Regions from separate parts of the Homo sapiens genome. Here region 1 is linked to region 2. Evidence: read pairs that join two places in POLR2A ChIA-PET (ENCODE). Cell type or tissue: endothelial cell of umbilical vein. All regions are shown on one strand. Links, peaks and the distances in the headings refer to the core of each region. The heading gives the core; the rest is flanking DNA.

Region 1 (7,484 bases), core at 1,213-6,212, 420 kb before region 2:
TACACAATTTTAGCTGCGTGGGAGTCACCAACTTACATTTAGCTGATCTTTCCAAACATGTTTCCTGTGAAAAGTATTAACTGAGCATTTACTATGTGCTAAGAATTTTATGTGTTCATTCATCCTCATGACAAACCCACAAGATAAGGACCATTGCTTGTTTCTGTTTATGTTTCTTGAGACAATCTCGCTCTGTTGCCCAGGCTGGAGTGCAGTGGTGCCATCTCTGCTCACTGTAACCTTTGCCTCCTGGGTTCAAGCCATTCTCCAGTCTCAGCCTCCCGAGTAGCTGGGACTACAGGTGCCCACCACCACACCCAGCTGATTTTTGTATTTTTAGTAGAGATGGGGTTTCACTATGTTAGTCAGGCTGGTCTCAAACTCCTGACCTCGAGTGATCCACCCACCTTGGCTTCCCAAAGTGTTGGGATTACAAGCATGAGCCACCATGCCCAGCCAATAGGACCATTGTTAACCCCATTTTACAGATAGAAAACAGGCTTAACAATGAAAGGAACCAGGAAGGACTCAGTCAGGATCTTGGGTCAAACCTGATGGGCTCCGACACTCTTGTGCCACAACTAGTCACCACCCTGCACTGCCCTTAATACTTAAGCCTCCCTTGAGACCAGCACACACTCGTGGTGTCACTGTCATGGCCTGGAACCATGCTCTTACTTCTCAGTAAAAGCTTTTCATAAAAAGAGACAAAACAGCTATTATAGCCCTAGCCTCTGACCTTGTTCCTGAGGAGCTTCAAGTCCTGCTTGTGGTGTATTCCAGCTGGGTTTCCCCTGATCCTATGAAGAGCATTGGGTCCCACTCATCAATTTAGCATTCAGTAAATAATGATGGGTCACCCAGGCTGTGCAGCACACTGGACAGAGCACTGGGAGCATACACATAGTTCCTGCCTGCAAGACCTCAACATCGGGGAGACAGAAAAGGAAAACCTTTGGAACCCAGGTCCTCTGCTGTCTCGTGGGGTGAGAGACCCACAAATTCTCATTCTAAAGTAGACCCATAGAATTCCAAAGGTTGGCAACCTGTCCTTCCCTGCCATATTAGTTACACGTTACTATATATATTCCCACAGGCTTCAAGGCTTAAAACAATACACACTTACTATTTCACAGTTTCTGTGGATCAGGAGTTCAGGCATGGTTTATCTTGGTTCTCTGCTTACGGTTTCTTATGAGGCTGCACTTAAGAAGCTGGCTGGGGCTGTGGTCTCATCTGAAGCTCAACTGAGAAAAGATCTGCAGCTGCAGAAGGAGAGTGGCAGAGATGCCCGTTAGAGTCTGGCCTTAGAGGGAACAGATAAAAGCTATATATATAAATTTATTTATTTATTTATTTTTAACCAAGAATATAACTCCTACTCTCATTCTACTCCTTACAAGAAGTTAATTAACAGCCTAGCTATAAGGACATCTTTGTGAAATAAGTAACTGACCACTAAGCAAACCCAGCAGAGTATTTAGTGACCACACACAACAAGGAATATGGATTTTACAGAATAAGTCCAGGAAAGTCACTAAATAAACAAATAGCAACAACAAACAACTAAAACAAAAGCCCCGGGGAGAAGGGAAATTTGATTTTCAGTGTTGCCACATTATATTACTAAAAATGTCCAGTTTTCAATTTTAAAAATGAAACATGAAAAAAATATATGAATATATGATCCATACACAGGAACCTGTCCTTTAGGAAGCCACAATGTTGAACTTACTAGACAAAGACTTTAAATCAGCTCTTTTAAATATGTTCAAAAATTAAAGGGATCTATGTCTAAAGAACTAAAGAAACTATGAGAATAATGTGTCACTAAAGATATCAATAAAGAAATGGAAATTATAGAAGAGAACCAAATACGAATTTTGGAGTCAAAAAGTACAATAACTGGAATTAAAAAAAAATATGCTAGAAGGGTTCAACAGCAGATTTAAGCTGGCAGAAAGAATTAGCAAACCTTTAAACAGGTTAATGGAGAGCATTCATTTGGAACAAGAGAAAGAAAAAAGAATGGAGAAAAATGAATGGAACCTCAGGGATCTGTAGGATACCATCAAGAATACAAACATACACATAAAAGGAATCCCAAAAGGAAATGAGAGGAAGACAGGGACAGAAGAAATATTTGAAGAATTGTGGTTGAAAATATCCCAGATTTGATGGAAAAGATTAATCTCTACATCCAAGAAGCTCAATGAATGCCACATAGGATAAACTCCTACCTCACTCCTAGATGTGAGATCCACATCTAGGTGTTATAGTCAAAGTGCTAATAGCAAAAGACCAAGAAAGAATCTTGAAAGCAAAGAAAAGCCACTCATTAGTTTAATAGGATTAGCACCAGATTGCTCATCAGAAACCACAGTGTTCCAAAAGCAATGGGATGATATAGTCAAAGAGCTGAAAGAAGATGATTGCCAACCAAGAATTTTATGTTTAGCAAAACCATACTTCAGAAATCAAGAAATCAAGACATGCACAGATAAACACAAAATAAGAGAATTTATTGCCAGGAGACCTGCCCTATAAGAAATACTAAAGGGAGTGCTTCAGGCGAAATGAAAGGACACCAGTCAGTAACTTGAATATACACAAAGAAATTATGAGCACAAGTAAAGGTAACAACATCGATAAGTATAAAGTATTAATTTTTGTTCATTCTTTCTGATTTAAAAGACAACTGCTTAAAGGAAAAACCACAAACTTGTGTTGATGGGCTTATAATATGAAAGATGTAATCTTTATGACAACCATAACACAAAAAAGAGGGTAGGGAATAAAGCTATATTGAAGTAAAGTTTTTGCATACTGTTGAAATTAAGTTGGTATTAATCTAAACTAGATTGTTTTAGACTAAGATGTTACTTGTAATTTCCAAGGCAACCACTAAGAAAATAAATCCAAATGTACATATAGCAAAAGAAACAACAAGGGGATTATAATGGTACACTAGGAAATATCTATTGAATACAAAGGGAGGCCATGAGGAAGAAAAGAGGTTTTTTAAAAAAAGATACAGTTTGGGCACGTTGGCTCACACCTGTAATCCCAGCACTTTGGGAGGCTGAGGCGGGTGTATCACCTGAGGTCAGGAGTTCCAGACCAGCCTGACCGACATGGTGAAACTCCATCTTTACTAAAAGTACAAAAATCAGCCAGACATGGTGGCACGCCCCTGTAATCCCAGGTACTCAGGAGGCTGAGGTGGGAGAATTGCTTGACCCCAAGAGGCAGGGGCTGCAGTGAGCCAAGATCATGCCATTGCACTCTAGCCTGGGTGACAGAGTGAGACCCTGTCTTAAAAAAAAAAGAAACACAGACATGTAGAAAACAAGTAGAAAAATTAGATACTTGGCCGGGTGTGGTGACTCATGCCTGTAATCCCAGCACTTCGGGAAGCTGAGATGAGTGAATTGCTTGAGCCAGCCTGAGCAACATGGTGAAACCCCATCTCTACAGATATTAGCCAGGCATGGTGGCGTACACCTATTGTAGTCCCAGCTACTCAGGAGGCTGAGGAGGAAAGATCACTTGAGCCTGGGAAGTGGAAGCTATAGTGAGCCATGATTATGCCACTGCACTCCAGCCTGAGTGACAGAATGAGATCCTGTCTCTCAAAAAAAAAAAAAAAAAAAAAAAAAAAGAAGAAAGAAAAATTAGATACTTTATCAGTAATTACATTACCTCCCCAAATCAGTGACTACATTAAATATAAGTGGACTAAATACTCCAATAAAATGCAGAAATACGTAGGTGTATACATATACACACTTACAACTCAATAATAAAAAGAAAAATAACCCAATTTTTAAATGGGCAAAAATTTGAATACATATTTTTCCAAAGAAAATACAAAATGACCGATAAGCACATGAAAAGATGCTCAACATCATTCACCATCAGAAGAATGAAGCTCAAAACCTCAGTTAGATACCACTTCACACCCACTAGAAGGGCTAAAATCAGAAAGATGGACAATAATAAGTGTTGGTAAGGATGGGAAAACATTGGAACCCTTATACATAGCTGCTGGGAAAGTAGAATGCGGCAGCTACTTTGGAAAACAGTTTAGCATTTCCTCCAAAAATTAGACATACACCTGAGTACAGTGGCTGATGCCTCTAATTTCAGCAGTTTGGGAGGCTGAGGCAGGCAGATTGCTTGAGCCCAGGAGTTCAAGACAATCTTGGCAACATGGCAAAACCTTATCTCTACAAAAAATACAAAATACTAGCTAGGTGTGGTGCTGCATGCCTGTAGTCTCAGCTACTTGGGAGGCTGATATGGGAGGATCACCTGGGCCCTGGGAGGTCGAGGCTGCAGTGAGCCATAATTGTGCCACTGCACTCCAGCCTGGGCAACAGAGCAAGACACTGTCTCAAACAAAACAAAACAAACAAACAAAAAATATAGACACACAGTTAACATATGACCCAGCAATGTTACTTCTAATTATATACCCAAAAGAATTGAAACATTTGTTCATACAAAAACTTGTACATGAATGTTTTTGTTTTTTTTGTTTAGTTTTGTTTTGTTTGTTGGTTTTTTGAGATGGAGTCTCTCTCTGTTGCCCAGGCTGGAGTGCAGTGGCACGATCTCGGCTCATTGCAACCTCTGCCTCCCGGGTTCAAGCGATTCTTCTACCTTAGCCTCCTGAGTAGCTGGGATTACAGGTGCGTGCCGCCACGTCTGGCTAATTTTTGTATTTTTAGTAGAGACGGGGTTTCATCATATTGGCCAGGCTGGTCTCGAACTCCTGACCTCATGATCTGCCCTCCTTGACCTCCCAAAGTGCTAGGATTATGGGTGTGAGCCACTGCGCCCAGCCCATGAATGGTCTTATAAGCATTTTTCATCATAGCCAAAAAAGTGGAAACAACCTAAATGTCCATCAATTGAATGAATAATCAAAATTTGGCCCATCTCTACAATGAAATGTCATTTGGCCACAAAAAGGAATAAAATACTGATACATGCTACCACATGGATGAATCTTGAAAGCATTAGGCCACATTTTAAAAACTAGGCCCCCAAAGATCATATGTTATATGATTTCATTTATATGAAATCTCCAGAATTTGCAAATCCAGAGGCAGAAAGTAGATTTGTGGTTGCCAGAGGCTAGGGGGAGGAGCAATGGCTAATAGGTATGGGCTTTTTTGGAGGAGTGATGAAAATGTTTTGGTGGTTGCACAACTCTGTGAAAATAGTAAAAACTGCTGAATTGTATACTTTCAAAGGATGGATTTTATGATACATGAATTCTGTCACTATAAAGCTATTCATTTTAAAAATACTAAATATAATCATTCTATTTATAACAATTTTTTTAAAGGACACGCAAACTATACATTATTTAAAGAGACATATATATGTAGTGAAAGTATAATTACAAGCATGAGAATGAACGACCAAGTTCAGGCTTGTGGTTATCTCTAAGGAGAGAAGGAAGAAAAGAAACATGTCTGTAATGTTTTATATCTTTTTTTTTCTAAGACAGAGATTAAAGAAATAATGGGAAAATGTTAGCATCTGTTAAATGTGGGTTCTGAGTAAATGGATGTCTATAGTTTCTTATGCTTGAAATCATTAATGGTTATAAGTTTTGAGGAGCATCAACCTGAATATTCCTTAGCTTAGGTGGGTTGAAGGGTGGGCTCCTAAGATATGTCCACAGGGGCTGGGCGCTGAGGCTCACGCCTGTAATCCCAGCACTTTGGGAGGCCGAGACGGGCGGATCACCTGAGGTCGGGAGTTTGAAACCAGCCTGGCCAACATAGTGAAACCCCATCTCTACTAAAAATACAAACATTAGCAGAGCGTGGTGGCACACTCCTGTAGTCCCAGCTACTAGGAAGGCTGAGGTAGGAGAATTGCTTGAACCTGGGAGGTGGAGGTTGCCGTGAGCCGTGAGCCAAGGTCACGCCACTGCAGTGGCAGTGCCTCAGGGACAGAGCGAGACTCCATCTCAAAAAAAAAAAAAAAAAGCCTTTGGAAGCACTTTTTTCCAATATGACCTTGAAATCATAATTAAATGAATGATCTCAAGGTGAGATTATCTTGGATTAGGGAGGGTCCTAAATTCAATGACAAGTGTCTCTTTCCTTTTTTTTTTTTTTTTTGTGCTTTTGAGGGTGCTAAATGAGATCTTTCCTTCTCGCTCGCTCTTTCTTATTTTTCGTTGTCTTCTTTTCTTTTTGACCTTTCAGATGGGGTCTTACTGTATTGCCCAGGCTCGTCTCAAACTCCTAGCCTCAAGTGCTCCTCCCAACTCAGCCTCTGCAGTAGCTGGGATTACAGGGCATGGGCCACTGTGCCTGGCTCAACAAATATCCTTCCAAGAGAAGACGAAGAGAGAAGACAATTACAAAAGGCCATGTGAAGACAGAAGCAGAGATGGGAGGGAGGCGGTCACAAGCCAAAGAATGCCCGCAGCCACCAGGAGCTGAAAGAGAAGGAAAGCTTCTCTCCCAGAGCCTCCAGAGGCAGTGTGGCCCTGCCAACACCTTGATCTCAGATTTCTGGCCTCCAGAATCGTGAGAGAAAAAATTTCTGTTGTTTTAATCTCCAAGCTTGTGACAATTTGTTACAGCAGCCACAGGAAACAAGCACACCGCCTTTCTGTTTTTTCCTATTCACCTCACTCCTTCCTTCTGCCAGGCACTGCCTGACCATCCCGGAAGTCCACAGCCCCACAACTTTCTTCTTGCTCAACAGAATCATTTTCCCCGCTGCAAGGAGAAAGCAGGGGTGCCCTTGGTGGCTGTATCTAGTGGAGGCCACATCAGGGGACCATTTTCACTTTTTTTTTTTTTTTTTTTTTTTGAGACAGTCTTGCTGTGTCGCTCAGGCTGTTGTGCAGTGGCACGACCTCGGCTTACTGCAACCTCCATCTCCAGGGATCAAGCAATTCTTGTGCCTCAGCCTCCTGAGTAGCTGGGATTGCAGGCATGCACCACCACACCCAGCTAATTTTTGTATTTTTAGTAGAGATGGGGTGTCACCATGTTGGCCAGTCCGGTCTCAAACTCCTGGGCTGGAGTGATCTGCCTGCCTCAGCCTCCCAAAGTGCTGGGATTACAGGCATGAGCCACCGCCCCTGGCCCCATTTTCACAATTTTTGCTTATGGATTTAGGAATCTCATGGCTAATCCCACGAGGACCCCTTAGCTCTTCTCCGGTTGCTTACTTACCTCCTCCTGCCCCTGCCAGTGCGCTCAGCCCCCATCTGCCGGGCTGCTTCCTGGCCGTGTTTCCCCAGTCTCTCGCCCACCCAGACACGGGCAGCAGGGTTCTGCTTCCACCTGCCAGCAGTATGAATAATGCATTATACATAAAACAATGCACAAATGCAATGAGAGAAAAAGAACATTCTCAGTACTTTTGCATATATCGTCTTCACAAAATAGTTACCGTTACTATTCTTGTCTTCAGATGAGGAAACTGATGCTCAGAGAAGCTAA
Region 2 (7,484 bases), core at 1,105-6,104:
GTACAGTCTTCACTACTATCTAATTTTAGAACATTTTCATCAACCCTCAAAGAAACACAATATTCATTAGCACACACTACTCATTCCCCACTCCAGTCCTTGGCAACCACTGGTCTACTTGCTGTCTCTATGGAGCTGCCTGTTCTGGACATTTCTTATAGATGGAATCACACAATATATGATTTTTTTTTCTTTTTTAGACAGGGTCTAATTATATTGCTCACGCTGGTCTTGAACTCCTGGCCTCAAGCAGTCTTCCCCCCAATTTTTTTATTTTTATTTTTGAGGCAAGGTCTCGCTCTGTCACCCAGGGTGGTGTGCAGTGGCAAGATCACGGTTACTTGCAGCTTCGACCTCCCTGGGCTTAAGTGATCCTCCTGCCTGAGCCACTGGATTAGCTGGGACTACAGGCATGTGCCACCGTGCCTCGCTAAATTTTTGTAATTTTTTGATAGGGGTTTTGCTATGTTGCCCAGGCTGGTCTTGAGCTCCTTGGCTCAAGCATTCTGCCTGACTCAGCCTCCCAAAGTGCTGGGATTACAGGCGTGAACCACCTCGCCTGGCCATATGCGATCTTTTATGTCTGGCTTCTTCCAGTTAGCATAATGATTTTGAGGTTCATCCATGTCATAACATGTACCAGTACTTCATTTCTTTTCCTGGCTAAATAATACTTCATCGTATGGCTGTACCACATTTTGTCTATCCATTCATTAGTTGATGGACATTTAGGTTGTTTCCACTTTTTGGCACTTGTGAATAATGCTGCTATGAATATGTACAAGGTTTTTGTGTGGACATAATATTTCTTTCTCTTGATAAATACCTAAGAGTGCAGTTTCTGGTCATGTGGAGAGTGAATTGATGAGTGTTAGATTAGCTTTGCAACTTTGAGCAAGTCATTGAATATTTCTCAGCCTGAGTTTTGAATCCCTATGATGAATGAATGAGTTGGGTTATATTATTTTCAAAGTCTCTTTTAGCTTTAAAATTGTGTCATTCTGTTACTGCCATGCCTAATGCTGTGTAGTTCAGGGGTCAGCAACTATGGATTTGGGCTGTATCTGGCCTGCAGCCTGTACTTGAATGACCAGCTAGGTAAGAATGATTATTACTTTTGTGTTTTTGAGACAGGGTCTTACTCTGTCGCCCAGGCTGAAGTGCAGTGGCATGAACCTGGGTCACTGCAGCCTCGACCTTCCAGGCTCAGGCAGTCAGCCTCCCAAGTAGCTGGGACTACAGGCATGCACCATCATGCCTGGCTAATTTTATTTTATTTTTTGTAGAGAGGGAGTCTCACTGTGTTGGCCAGGCTGGTCTTGAACTCCTGGGCTCCAGTGATCCTCCCACTTCAGCCTCCCAAAGTGTTGGGATTACAGGCATGAGCCAACACACTTAGCCAGTGAGTACATTTTTACAAAAAGGAGAATGTGTGACAGCCATAAAAATCTAAACTTAATTCTCTGGTTTTCTTTTTTGTAGAAGTTAGCTGACCCCTGTTGTAGTTTATTAAATAGTAAGATGTGTATTATGATGGCTGTAAAAAATATGACAATTAAAACATTTTCACAGTTGATCTAAAATATTTATATTTGGTAACAACTGTTGATTTGATTTTTAAAATTATATACACAGACACACATATTAAACTATATATGTACTCAAAAGTACTCAATCATAAGTGTACTGCTGAATGAATTTTCAGTAATTAAAAAAATATCATTTAACAAGTGCAAGAAGCAAATACATAACTGGTATCCAGAGCCCCTCTTGTGGCCTTTCCAATCCCTTAAAGATAGTCACTATTCTGACTTCTGACAGTGTAGTTTTGCCTGTCTTTGACCTTGATATAAATTGAATCATCTACTTTGTATTCTTTCACATTCGGCTTCTTTTATTCATTGTTGAGATTCATCTGTTTTGTTGCTTATAGTTTTTTCATTCTCATTGCTGTTTAATATTCTGATTCTGTTAACTATATCACAATTTATTATCTCTTTCACTGTTGATGAGTATTTAGATAACTTTCTGTTTGGAGCTATTGTGATTAATACTATCGTGAATATTCTTATACCTGTTTTTTGGTAAACATATATGTGCATTTTGTTGGTTCAAAGGGAGTATATGTTTGTTCAGCTTAAGCAGCAATGTATAAAAATTCTTGTTGCTCCATATTCTTACCAATATTTTCTCTTTTTTTATTTTCGACATACTGGTGGTTGTGTAGCATTATCTCATTGTAGTTTCAATTTCCCACTTGCCTAACAACTAATGAAGTTGGGCCAATGCAGTTTCTAAAATAGTAATTTCTTTTAATAAGGAAATACTGGCTTGATTGAGTTTCCCAGCTTACATGATTTAAACAATCATTTTGTTATGTGTCCTCAGTACTATTTATGTGTCTCTAGTACTGGAGAGAGAGAGAGAGAAACGATTTACTACCATTACTCCCTGTGGGTCCCCTCAGTGTCGTTCTGGATTTTGTTGTAATCATTAAGTTGTATGGCTTTGTACTGATATTGATTTTGGTTTTGATTTCAGCGGCCCAGCCCAATCCAGCTTTACTCCCCTCCCTTTATATTGGCCCCAATCAAAGACAAGCAGACAGAGCTGGGAGAGACGTTTGGTGAGGCGAGCCAGAAATACAATGTGCTCTTCGTGGGCTATTGTCTGTCTCACGACCAGCGCTGGCTTTTGGCTTCCTGCACTGACCTCCATGGGGAATTATTAGAGACCTGCGTTGTAAATATTGCTTTACCAAACAGGTGAGAAGACTTGATGTTTATGGTGCATGTAAATTAATGCTGTACCGTTCCTCAAATATGAATATTTCCAGTTTTCTATGTAAATGAAGTGGGTACAGCATGGATAGGTTCTTTGGAATTTCTAGTGTTTGTCTTATAAGTGATAAATAACTCTGATTTATCTAGGGACCCCTTCCCCTTCCCCATTTCTTTATTTGTTAGGTCACGGAGGAGTAAAGTATCTGCACGTAAAATTGGACTACAGAAGTTATGGGAGTGGTGCATAGGGATTGTCCAAATGACATCTCTACCCTGGAGAGTTGTAATCGGGCGACTTGGGCGTCTTGGCCATGGGGAGCTTAAAGGTGAGAAATTTTTGAAGAAGTATTTGCAGAAGACAGAGGAAAAGGGCTCAGCTATTGTCATTAACTGAGCTAAGGGAGAAAATGTTTAAATTTGTAAGAATTAAACAGATTCTATTTTATGATTCTTTTATATGTACAGGATAAACCAGTTTTAAACTCTTCTTTGGCAACAAAATAAATATCCAAATAAAATCTTAAATTTTGAGCCCCAATATATAAAACAAAAAGAGGGTTTTATTAATATAAAAATGATAGTAAATTCACATTTCGAACATTTATTTATATATTGAATCAGGGAGAAGAACTAGTCAGTTTTAAGACAAAAATTTTATATCAGTGATTATAGGTGACAGTTGAAGTCATATAAAAACAGCCTTCAATTTGTTTGGTGGTTGATGATGAGTTTTGTGTTTCTTTAGTTTTTTTGGTGGCACAACAGCAAAGAAATCCTGTTTCATGAGGACAAGTAGTTGCCAGTAGAGGCAGTCTTTATTCACATTGCCACTGTCTGATGTTCTTGAGCCTGGAAGCTTACAAGAGCAGATTTTTGAAGTTCAGTCCCCAACTACCACTGCTTATATTCTTTGTCATAAATTTAACAGTCAGGAAGCACTTTAACTGTAACACAACACAACTGACCACCAGCAGCTGCCTTGCCTGGTGCTGAGCCCAGCTCATTTACTATCCCAATGTAGCTACTTGTACAGTTTTATGTGAGTAGTATGAATTAGCCTAGATTATTTTTAAAGCCTTATTAAGTAATGACAGATTTGTAAGAAGTTCAATATATGCATTCAGATGGGAGAAGTTTTTTCCCTAAGATCTGCACAAAAGAAAGACTTAATGTCACAGATTAGCTTGGTGGCTTCCTGGGTGCAAATACATTAGAGCAGAGTCAGCAAAGTTTCTTTGTAAATGGCCAGATAGTAAATATTTTCAGCTTTGCAGGCCAGATGGTTGCTGTTGTGACTATTCAGTTCTGCCGTTGTAACGTCAAAGCGGCTCTAGACAAGTGTGGATGGCTGTGTTTTAATAAAACTTTATTTACAAAAACAAATGGGAGGCAGGATTTGGCCTGTGGATCATAGTTTGCTGGTCCCTGCATTAGACCATGTACTTTTTTTTTTTATAGGAAATTCACATCAGGTATTTGTAGAATCCCTAAACAAAAATCACTGGTACAGATATAACTTGCACTGTAGGAATGCCTAAGTGTACCTCGCTTCCTACAATGCAGGTTAAATCTGGTATCAAATTTTCAGGGTTTAACAGCAGTTTATATAAATATTACATCATATGTATTAAGTAAATGTTTTCTTTGGCATTTACAAATTTTTTAAGTAATAAGTTGTACTGTAGACTAATAGACCCTTTTCATTTTTTAAAGGAATATCATAATGAATCTTGTATCAAGAGCCTGGAGGTCTAATACATTAGGGGATTCATCATTTTATTTCTGTCAGAATTTTCTATCTTCCTCCCCAGTCTGCTTTTTTAGTCAATCTTATTTCTTAAAGGCTTTGAGCTATTCTTAACCCTTGGGGAAAGTTAGACTATAATAGGAAAGAAGAGGGAGGATAAAAATATAGAGTAATAGTCTAGTCACTTGGTATTTTGGAAAATTATTAAGGCCATCTCCTTCCTTTGTATGATTTTTGTAAGGGCACATTCTTCTTCCTTATCTCTTAGTGGAGAGGAATGTGTGACTGGAGGAGCCCATCAAAAGATTGAAAGAAAATGTATGTTCAGGAATAAAAACACAGGAAGAACCTAGTGTACAGGAAATCTGTTTACTAATCTACAGCTCCTTCCTTTGAGGAGCCAAGATCTGTGCCACATTGCATCTCCATGGGACAGTGTATGACAGGAGCCTTAGGTTTCAGAGTCAGCTTTGTGAATTTCTGTTTCTTATCTCCAGAGTCTTTATGATGAAATACACACTGCCTTTTCTTTCGTACTTGGTTTGAAATATGAAGCTCACATCTGTGATTTCCCATAGTTTTAAAACAAACATTCTTCATGTTCCTGGCCACTTTTATTTCAGCCACTTCAGTTTGGGGTTCATTGGGAATATGGAAACAGTTTTCCATTCACTTGCTCTTTAAGGGGAGAAATGGCAGCTTATTTGGGGGAAAAAAAGTGTGGAGGTAGAGCAGCCTGCACTGGTGTGGCATTTTATGAGCAAGATGGGATCCGAAAGCAGGGGTGATGCATAGGAATGGCGCATACTTCGTGTGTGTAAGGGAGGTCAGAAGAGGGGACCAAGTGCTTTCCACTTCTCAGAGTAACATAATCCTCCACAGTGCTCCAGTTAGGTATAATGCTTTTGTTTGGAGGCAATAAACATTAGAAAGGAAATTTATGCCAACATTTCAATCTCCACTATTAGTATGGCATCATTTGGAGCACTTCACTCACACTCGTTGTGAGCTCTTTTGGGTGTTCTAAGAACTATTTCTCTTCATTTCTGCTGCTGTTTGACTTTCATGGAAATAACTAACCTACAACAATAAACAAAACTCAGGTTTACCTCCACCTGCCAGTGCTTTCCTCCAGAGCAGAGTACTGAAAGAATCGGACCTTGAGAAGGAGGAGAAAGGATAGGGCAGCTAACACTGCTGTCATCATGGAAAAGCACTCTAAGTGCCTAAATCTGGTCTAGGTAGATTAGACTGGATTAGTGCTGGACTCTCAAAGGTCATTTCAGACATGACTTCAGCCACAGAATAGTAGGCCTTTGTTCCTTTGTTAATGAAGTGTAATAGAAGTCGAGTAACATTCTCTATAGCAAGGAGGGGAACATATGTAAAGCCATAATTCCCTTTAGGGCCCAACCTTGGAAATTCAATTACCGGGCAGAACTGCTAAAAAGCTCAAATCTCCCATCAGTATGAATTTCTAAAGACTGTGTATGACTGCGATATTTGATTTCAGATTGGAGTATCCTCCTTGGAGAATGTTCACTACAGACAATCAGCAAAAAGCTCAAGGATGTGTGCCGGATGTGTGGAATCTCTGCCGCAGACTCTCCTTCTATCCTTAGTGCCTGCCTGGTTGCCATGGAGCCCCAGGGGTCCTTTGTAGTGATGCCAGGTAAATTTCTTCTTGTCATTGTCATTAATTACATATCACATCAATTCAGTCCACTCAAACTTAAGTCCGCAGACAAGGGTAGAATTGTCTTCATTATATTTCTATAAGGGAAGATTGTATTTGGGGCTTAAAGATGGAAAACATTCGATACCTTCCATGCGGAGTGGTTTGTGATTTTATCATGTTTGTTGACCATAGCTCGGGGGAGAGACTAAGTTCTGAATATCATTGAGATCTCATAGAGTCATGGCTAATGACTGTTACCTGACCCCAGTTTGTTGTTAGTATATGAAGATCACCCTCCAAAGAACTATGAAAGTAGACACCAGAATGATGCATATTTGAATATCCTTTTGAAGACATGCATTTGGCAGAATCTCTCAGCAGCCTCGAAGGGATATTTCTATAGTCTCTCTGATACGGTTGAAGATGAATGGGAAGGCAAACAAGGATAAAGCAGTTAGCACAGTACCTGGTACACAGTAAGCTCTCAATAGATGTAGGTGTCATTTGTGGATGGCCAAAACGTGGCCACAGAATTTCTTAAGAATCTGGCTGGTTTTTGAAAACCAGTAACTGAGCGATTTTATATTTTTATAACCTATCTTTACCATCCAGATATTTCTTGAATCAAATGGGGGACCTTCCCCACTTATTCCTTATAAAAGTCAACAGTATTGTGGTGTGAGAATGGGGTTACTTGTCATCAATCCAGTGAGAGACAGATGTCCTCATTAGACTATAGGTTACCTCTGTTGCCGCTACCACTTGGGCAGTTACGTAACTTCTTTGTGCTTTTGTCCTCATCTATAAATGGGGATCATAGTTCCTACCTTCAGATGCTGTGATGATCAAATGCGATGACTTGAATGAAGAGTTTAGCACAAATGCTGGCATGTAGTAAGCATTCATTAAGTGTTATAACATGTATTGATTTTATGGTCCTATCTCTATAGGATTGTTAACCGTTTAGAACAGTACTTTATAAATTGTGAACAACCAGAGGAGGAAAGAAAGTAGGGTGTTTATTTTTAGAAATACTTCTTACGTAAGTAATTAAAACATTTAGTGGACTTGGTCCAATTTTATCTTAACCTTTTCAGTATGAAATGAAACTTGGGTTATTATAGACAGCTATGTGCTCTGAGTCAGTTTCTTTGAAGATATTTAAACAATTGGACTCAATTTTGAATGTGTATTTATCATGGCATTTTCATCAGACTCATACCACTCCAGATCAGGCCCTCTGAAAACCTCATTTCTGGGGTTGTTCATTGATTGA

The links. ChIA-PET counts read pairs that join two places held together with the same protein. Peaks named below come from ENCODE experiments on the same cell type or tissue, not always from the same donor. Only the 100,000 strongest peaks of a DNase experiment are listed, where the experiment ranks them.
Region 1: POLR2A ChIA-PET joins it to region 2 with 5 read pairs; 2 of 35 experiments call an interaction of 5 or more read pairs at or near these places.

The regions. Positions count from the first base shown.
Region 1 is chr12:116,393,276-116,400,759 of GRCh38, reverse strand. No RefSeq gene overlaps it. Among named protein-coding and RNA genes, the nearest start is that of MIR4472-2, 31 kb to the left of the region's middle. In endothelial cell of umbilical vein, for the core only: no CTCF peak of the experiment used is centred there; no DNase peak of the experiment used is centred there.
Region 2 is chr12:115,970,796-115,978,279 of GRCh38, reverse strand. It overlaps MED13L (mediator complex subunit 13L), which reads left to right. Exons shown (of 31, transcript NM_015335.5): 24 at 2,542-2,765; 25 at 2,967-3,109; 26 at 6,044-6,202. Among named protein-coding and RNA genes, the nearest start is that of LINC02463, 88 kb to the right of the region's middle. In endothelial cell of umbilical vein, for the core only: no CTCF peak of the experiment used is centred there; DNase peaks (open chromatin) are centred at 3,709 and 4,839; H3K27ac peaks cover 1,077 bases.